Regions from separate parts of the Homo sapiens genome. Here region 2 is linked to region 1. Evidence: chromatin loops called from intact Hi-C (ENCODE). Cell type or tissue: OCI-LY7. All regions are shown on one strand. Region 1 overlaps NFATC2 (nuclear factor of activated T cells 2). Region 2 overlaps BCAS4 (breast carcinoma amplified sequence 4).

Region 1 (4,000 bases):
GCCCAGTGAGGTTAGTGCTGTGATATTCCCATTTTATAGATGAAAAACAGAGGCAAAGAAATTAAGTGTCTTGCTCAAAGTCCCAAAATTAGAATGTTACTTTTACGTGTGAACCCTAAATTGCTTCTTGGTGTGGGCGTTTTATAATATTTTTAAAAATGTGTATATGTTGTGCCTGCAATCTGTAGTCTTTATAGCATTTGTAATTGTCTGCTATTTATTTTTAGTTTTTTGAGACAGAGTCTCGCTCTGTCATCCAGGCTGGAGTGCAGTGGCGCGATCTCGACTCACTGCAACTTCTGCCTACCGGGTTCAAGCAGTTCTCCTGCCTCAGCCTCCCAAGTAGCTGGGATTACAGGTGCGTGCCATCATGCCCAGCTATTTTTTTTTTTTTTTTTGTATTATTAGCAGAGATGGGGTTTCATCATGTTGGCCAGGCTGGTCTCAAACTCCTGACCTCAGGTGATCTGCCAGCCTCAGCCTCCCAAAGTGCTGGGATTACAGGCATAAGTCACCCTGCCCGGCCTGTTATTTCTTAAATTTAAATTTATTTTTATTGTTGAAACAGAGTCTTGCTGTGTCACCCAGGCTTGAGGGCAGTGGTGCAATCTCAACTCACTGCAACCGCCACCTCCCAGGTCAAGCAATTCTCTTGCCTCAGCCTCCCAAGTAGCTGGGATTCCAGGCACGTACCACCACGCCCAGCTAACTTTTTTTGTAGTTTTAGTGGAGATGGGGTTTCACCACCTTGGCCAGGCTGGTCTCGAAGTTCTGACCTCAAGTGATCTGCCCACCTTGGCCTCCCAAAGTGCTGGGATTACAGGGGTGAGCCACCACACCCAGCCTGTCCGCTGTTATTAACAGAAACTGCCCTCTCTGTAGGAGCGAATTTCTCTAACCAGTCTCTCCTGAGGTTCTTGGATAGATCGTAATTCTTGGCCACCCGGCTTGACGGCGAATTTCAGATAGTCAGGCAATAACTTCCCATTTCCAGGCCTACTTGGGCGATGTGGGGGAACCCTGTGCCGGTGTCAGTTTTCTTCGCTGAACCTTTGCGGTGGCTGCTGCTGTGCTGCAGGTGGGCACAGTTGCAAGACAAAGTCAACACCCAAACTGGTTAAACCAACAGCGTCCTGTTGATTCAGAGCTCATAAAATACAAGAGCCCCCCCAAGCCACTTTATGACGTGCCAGAATCCAGGGGCAGGAGGGAAGCCTGGGGAAGTCACTTTGCAGGGGCCACCTTGAAGCTTAAGCTGGAGCAGAGGTCAAGACTTCACCCGCAGGCCTGAGCCAGGCCCTCAAAGATGACTTTAAAAGCAAGGTGCCTGGTTTGGTTGGAAAACTGCAGGCTGTGCGGTTTGGATTGTCTGCAGTCTCAGAAATGAATGGGAGAAAGGGGGGCTGATGAGGAGGGTGGGTGCAAGCCTGGGAGGCCCACTGGGCTTCCTTAGAGCCTCCCACCCACCCTGGACCTGTCACCCCAATTAGCAGCCATAGGTGATGGAGGTTGCATCAGAGAGCAATAGAGAAGTAGAGCTCAGGAGGGTAATTTGGGCTGCTGTGCGCTGGCTTCAGTTCCTCTTTCAAAAGCTAATTGCTTTGCCTCTGGGTTCTCTGAGGACTGGGGCCTGCCCTGGAGGAGTTCCCCGTCCTCAGGTGGCCTCTTAAGTGTGGAACTTGGCTCTTAAGCAAACGTGCGTGACAAGTCACCCGGAAAGATTGTTAAAATGCAAATGTCTGGCCTCTGCCCGAGAGATTGGGGCACAGAGGGTGAGGGATGTGGCCTGGGTATCTGCATTTTTATCTAGCACCTTCTGACCCTGCGTTGCTGGGGGAAGATTCTGCTACAGGTGACCTGAGAGCCACACTTTGAGAAACACTGGCAACTGGGGTCAAGAAACCTGGGCCAGGCGTAGTGGCTCATGCCTATGATCCCAGCACTTTGGGAGGGCGAGGCGTGCGGATCGCCTGAGCTCAGGTGTTTGAGATCAGCCTAGGCAACATGGCAACATCCAGTCTCTATTAAAAAAAAAAAAAGAAGAAGAAACCTGGGTTATGGCTCAGGATTCACCGAGAACAGCAGTGACCACAGAGGTGACCTGTGTACACACATGCATATGTTTGGTACATATATGCTAAAATATATAAGACAACAATGTCTATGGCTGGCACATACAGCCTCTCAGAAGCTACAGCTTTTAGTGTTGCTAACCTTGCTGACCCATGTTTATTAAGCCAGACACGCTTTTGATGAACTTGTTTAATCCTCGTAATGACCTGTGAAGTGGGACTGTTAACAGCCCCATTTTACAGATGGGGAGACTGAGGCTCAGAGCTGTGAAAACCCCTACAAGGATCAACCAGGGGGGTGTCCAACACTATAGCCTTAACCAAGAGCACGTGCTGCCCTTCACTGAAGCTGAGCTCTGAGCATCTGTCCTCTCCTCTCTAGATGGGAGTGATAGTGTCTTCCTTGCTGTAGGGCTATGATTTAAGGGTTTAAACAAATAAAGTGTTGTGAAAATAACTTAGCAAGAAAAAGAGGGGCATTTTTGAAAGTCAACGATAGCAAAGACCATCATGTCTTGAGTTGTTACTGTGTGCTAAGCATGGGCTGTTTTGTCTTATATAGGATATTTTCTCCTATTGTGGTAAAATACACATAAAATTTACCATTTTAGCTATTTTCAAGTATGCAATTCAGTACATGAAGTACATTCACAATATTGTGCAACTACCACTACTCTGTAGTTGCAGAACTTTTTTTTGTTTTGTTTTGTTTCTTTGTTTGTTTTTTTGAGATGAAGTCTTGCTTTATTGCCCAGCCTGGAGTGTAGTAGCGTGATCTCGGCTCACTGCAACATCCGCCTCCTGGGTTCAAGCGATTCTCCCACCTCAGCCACCCAAGTAGCCGGGATTACAGGTACATGCTACCAGGCCCGGCCAATTTTTGTAGTTTTTAGTAGAGATGGGGTTTCACCATATTGGTCAGGCTGGTCTCGAACTTCTGACCTCAGGTGATCCACCTGCCTCGGCCTCCCAAAGTGCTGGGATTACAGGCCTGAGCCACTGCGCCCAGCCAAACTTTATCATTTTTGCTGAGGAAACTGAGGCACAGAGAGCTGCCACTCGAAGGCCACACAGCTAGTAAACTATGAAGACAGAACTTGGACCCGGACAGAGTGACATCAGGCTGAGAAAACCCCATCTGGCCTGCAGAACTTTTTTTTATCACCAGAAAAAGAAACGCCTCACGTATTAGCAGGCACTGCCCAATTTCCACCCCCCAGTGAGCCCCGATCTGCTCTCCGTCTCTCTGCGTTTGCCTGTTCTGGCCGATTGATATAAATGGGATCCTATGCCATTTGTCCTTTTGTGTCTGGCTCCTTTCACTTCACTTAATGGTTTCAAGGTCCACCCATGTCATGGCATGGAACCAGCACTTCATTCCTTTTCATGACTGAGTAATATTCTGCATGGATAGACCACGCTTTGTTTATCTGTGTATCCATGCATGACCATTTGGGTTGATATTTGATATTTTACCATCTATGTACTGACTGCGTCCATATAGTCATATGCAGGGTCTTGTACTGCTTGAAGCAGACCCGTGAGGGCAGGTACTGTTGTGACCTTACAGAGGAGGCATCTGTGACTTAGGTGAAGTGACTTGCCCAGGGTCACAGAGCAGGGATGGCAGATGCAGGACTCAAAACCATGGCTTTCTGACCCCGGAGCCCAAGCAGCAGTTAATGATGTATTCTCTTGCAGCTCCCAGGGCCCTGTATTACCCTGCAGTGATGGTACCACAGATAAAACCTGGCTGTGGCCTCTTGTAATCATTTGAAGATTTTTTTTTGTTTTTGAGAGGAGTCTCGCTCTGTCGCCAGGCTGGAGTGCAGGGGCGTGATCTCTGCTCACTGTAACCTCCGCCTCCCCGGTTCAAGCAATTCTCCTGCCTCAGCCTCCCGAGTAGCTGGGACTACAGACACATGCCA
Region 2 (4,000 bases), 660 kb after region 1:
TCTTGCTGGTCTCGCCCAGTGCCTACAGCAGAATGGCACAATGCAGGTTTGCCATACAATTTAAGGAAGAGGCCAGGTGCGGTGGCTCATGCCTGTAATTCCAACACTTTGGGAGGCTGAGGTGGGCAGATTGCTTGAGCCCAGGAATTCGAGACCAGCCTGGGCAACATAGCAAGACCCCATCTCAAAACAAAATTTAAGGAATAAATATTGGAACTACATCTTTGAGACAGTAGACCATACCCTGGAGTCCCCCTAAGAGACTTTTTTGTTTTTTGTTTTTGAGACAGAGTCTCACTCTTGTCACCCAGGCTGGAGTGCAGTGGCACAATCTCGGCCTCACTGCAACTTCCACCTCCCGGGTTCAAGCAATTCTCCTGCCTCAGCCACACAACTACCTGGGATTACAGGCACCTGCCACTACGCACAACTAATTTTGTATTTTTAGTAGAGACAGGGTTTCACCATGTTGGCCATCCTGGTCTCGAACTCCTGCCCTCAAATGATCCACCCGCCTCGGCCTCCCAAAGTGCTAGAATTACAGGCATGAGCCATGGCGCCCGGCCCCCCATCACAGACTTCTAATCCAGCATCCCAAACTTGAATGCCCAAAGGGGACCAGCAGGTCACAAAAGGATGCGACATGTTAGGAAGTTTCCCACAGGTGTGCCGTGTTTGCAAGTTGGATGTAACATTCTTAGCTTCTGCAAAGAAAACTCCTCTCCCACATTTTTCTTGAAACTCAAGGCCATCTTTGGCTAATTTACATTTTTCTACTTTTGTCCAGGTACAGAGTTTGGAGAAATATTTCTCTTTTCTCTCATCCTGACTATAGAAAAATCAAAAGTTCGCCAGGCGCGGTGGCTCATGCCTATAATCCTAACACTTTGGGAGGCCGAGGCAGGTGGATCACCTGAGGTCACAGGTTCGAGAGCAGCCTGGCCAACATGGCGAAACTCTGTCTCTACTAAAACTACAAAAATTAGCCGGGCGTGGTAGTGCATACCTGTAATCCTAGCTACTTGGGAGGCTGAGGCAGGAGAATCGCTTGAACCCAGGAGGCGGAGGTTGCAGTGAGCTGAGTTTGCGCCACTGCACTCCAGCCTGGGTGACAAGAACAAGGCTGTCTCAAAAAAAAAAAAAAAAAAAAAGGGATGTTCAAACCAGAAAGAGGGGTGGCAGGGAACTAGTTGAACAGAAAACCCGAGGCCCTGGAAACAGTAACTCACCTGCCAACCCAGCTCAAGGCACCGCCCCTCAGCAGCTCCTCCATCTGGGGAAAGCAGTGTGAAGTCCAGGCAGAGCTTGTGCCCCTTCACTTGCCCCATCTCCTGCTGCTCCCCCTCCCACCAGCTGCTCTTCTCTCCATCCCCCAAAAACCCCCTGCTTCATCCCATCCCAGGGCTTTTGCAAGAACTGTTCTCTCTGCCTGGGATATTTTTCTCCTCAGCCAGCCAACTCCTACTCAGGCTCAGGGCTCATCCTAAGACAATGCTGCCTCAGGGAAGACCTCCATGACTGCACCCAGACAATAACCTTCTATTCACCCTCCTGAGTCTCTATGCACACACAGGTGCCCTATCTCACATCCGCCCATGTCTGTGCTTTGTAACATTCATTACAGTTTAGAGGTTTTGTTACGGTTTCATTTTGTTTTGTTTTTTGAGATAGGTCTCACTCTGTCGCCCAGGCTGGAGTGCAGTGATGCGATCTCAGCTCACTGCAACCTCCACCTCCCAGAGCCCAGGTGATCTTCCCATCTCGGCCTCTCTAGTAGCTGGGACCAGGGGCACATACCACCACGCCCAGCTAATTTTTGTAGAGACGGGATTTTGCCATGTTGCCCAGGCTGGTCTCGAACTCCTGGGTACAAAGGATCCGCCCACCTCAGCCTCCCAAAGTGCTAGGATTACAGGCGTGAGCCACTGTGTCTGGCCTTGTTATGTGTTTATTGTCTGGCAGTGCCACAGGGGAAGGGCCTCATGTGTCTCACTGCCTGTGGCGTCCCCAGCTCCAGGAAAGACTTGGCACATACCGAGGCTGAAGGTGCTGAATGAAGCAGGCCCCACTTCACAGGGAGGCCCAGGCCCCCTAAGGCCGGGGTTGGCTGGACTGAGATTTCTGCTGCTCCATGGAAGCGGCAAAAGTGCCCCCGGGAGACAGGCTGGTTGGGAGGAGGCTGCTGTCCAGGTCTGTTCGCAAACTAGGTTTTCCTTTTCCTGCTCATGTGCCCACCTGGAAACTGTTCCAGCTTGGGGATCTGGTAATGAATTAAGCTTTAAAAGTGGAGGCTGCATGTGACTCTGCTCTGGCGCAGTTTCTGTTTCTTTTGGTAAATAAACTTCAACAAGTGCTTTCAGTGGGTTATGGCTGCATGGAGCTACAGGGAGTTGGGGCTCTTTATTACAAATCCCTTACAAATGAGCATAAGCAAACCCGTGACTGAGTTAAAGACAGCCCTGAGTGAGAAAATGAAATGAATACACGCAGTTTCTCTTAAAGACTATTCCTAATAGAGACAAAATGAAGCTGGGGCTTAGCCACTGGGCACAATGACATGTCGCTGCTGAGAGTAAGGGAGAGAAGGAACAAGAAATGCACTCAGGATGCTAAAGGCAGTGAAAAGTCGCAGACAACCTAAATGTCTGTGCCTGAGTCCCTGGGACACTAGACCAAAGTATGCTTGGGGAGCGTGGAGCCTCCCCCAGGACCCTGCCTGGCAAAACGCACCAGCCCTGAACCATTTATGAATGATTCATAAATTACGGTCCATCCACATGAAGTCATTTATGCCATGAGAGCCTCTGTTTGCTGACCTATAAAATCAACATAACACCATCCCAGTCACCAGGTCACTGCCGTGACACAATGACATAAGCCATGAACACAGTTTAGCAAACTGGTGCCACACAGTATGTGCTCAGGAATGGGAGCAATTACTATTTCATCATGGGACACTAGGAAGGCAGAGGGTGACGGAGACCTAGGCTCTCCAACATGGCAGCCACGCGTCTCATGGGACTACTGAACACTTCAAATGTGCCCAGTCCAAGCTGAGATGGACTGAAAGTTCAGTATCAAAAGCCTGATTTTGAAAACTCAGGACAAAGAACAGAATGTAAAATTTCATTAACTTTGTACTAGTGATCATATGTTGAAATATTTTGGATATGCTTTTTATTTTTATTTTTTTATTAACTAGAGACGGGGGCCTCACTATGTTGCCCAGGCTGGTCTTGAACTCCTTGGGCTCAAGTGATCCTCCAGTCTTGGCCTCCCAAAGTACTGGGACCACAGGCGTAAGCCATTGCTCCTGGCCCAGATATACTGTTATTTTAAATATATTGAAATTAATTTCACCTGTTTCTTTTCTTTTTTAATTCTTTTGGGTTTTTTTTGTTTGTTTGTTTGTTTTGAGACAGAGTCTCACTCTATTGCCCAGGCTGGAGTGCAGTGGCATGATCTCGGCTCACTGCAACCTCCACCTCCCAGGTTCAAGCGTTTCTTATGCCTCAGCCTCCCAAGTAGCTGGGATTACAGGCTCATGCCACCACATCTGGCTAATTTTTGTATGTTTAGTAGAGACAGGGTTCCACCATGTTGGCCAGGCTGGTCTCAAACTCCTGGCCTCAAGTGATCCGCCTGCCCTGGCCTCCCAAAATGCTGGAATTACAGGTATGAGCCATGGTGCCTGGCCACCTGTTTCTTTTTCATGTGGCTCCTAGAACACTAAAAATTGCGTAGGTGGCCACGCACAGTGGCTCACACCTGTAATCCCAGCACTTTGGGAGGCCGAGGCGGGCAGATCACCTGAGGCTAGGAGTTCGAGACCAGCCTGACCAACATGGAGGAACCCTGTCTCTACTAAAAATACAAAATTCGCTGGGCGTGGTGGCGCATGCCTGTAATCCCAGCTACTCGGGAGGCTGAGGCAGGAGAATCGTTTGAACCCAGGAGGTGGAGGTTGCGGTGAGCCGAGATCACACCATTGCACTCCAGC

Evidence for each region. Hi-C counts contacts between places; a loop is a spot of excess contacts. Peaks named below come from ENCODE experiments on the same cell type or tissue, not always from the same donor. Only the 100,000 strongest peaks of a DNase experiment are listed, where the experiment ranks them.
Region 2: a loop joins it to region 1, with 4 times the contacts of the local background. A loop is called at or near these places in 1 of 110 quality-filtered maps.

The regions. Positions count from the first base shown.
Region 1 is chr20:51,458,679-51,462,678 of GRCh38, reverse strand. The region is part of intron 5 of NFATC2 (nuclear factor of activated T cells 2); the gene reads left to right. Among named protein-coding and RNA genes, the nearest start is that of MIR3194, 7.7 kb to the right of the region's middle. RefSeq lists an enhancer at 1-77. In OCI-LY7, no CTCF peak of the experiment used is centred here; DNase peaks (open chromatin) are centred at 1,088 and 1,618; H3K4me3 peaks cover 1,772 bases; H3K27ac peaks cover 3,058 bases.
Region 2 is chr20:50,797,711-50,801,710 of GRCh38, reverse strand. The region is part of intron 1 of BCAS4 (breast carcinoma amplified sequence 4); the gene reads right to left. Among named protein-coding and RNA genes, the nearest start is that of BCAS4, 4.6 kb to the right of the region's middle. RefSeq lists enhancers at 1,381-1,490, 2,031-2,090, 2,111-2,220, 2,721-2,800. In OCI-LY7, no CTCF peak of the experiment used is centred here; DNase peaks (open chromatin) are centred at 1,250, 1,610, 2,626 and 3,000; H3K4me3 peaks cover 4,000 bases; H3K27ac peaks cover 4,000 bases.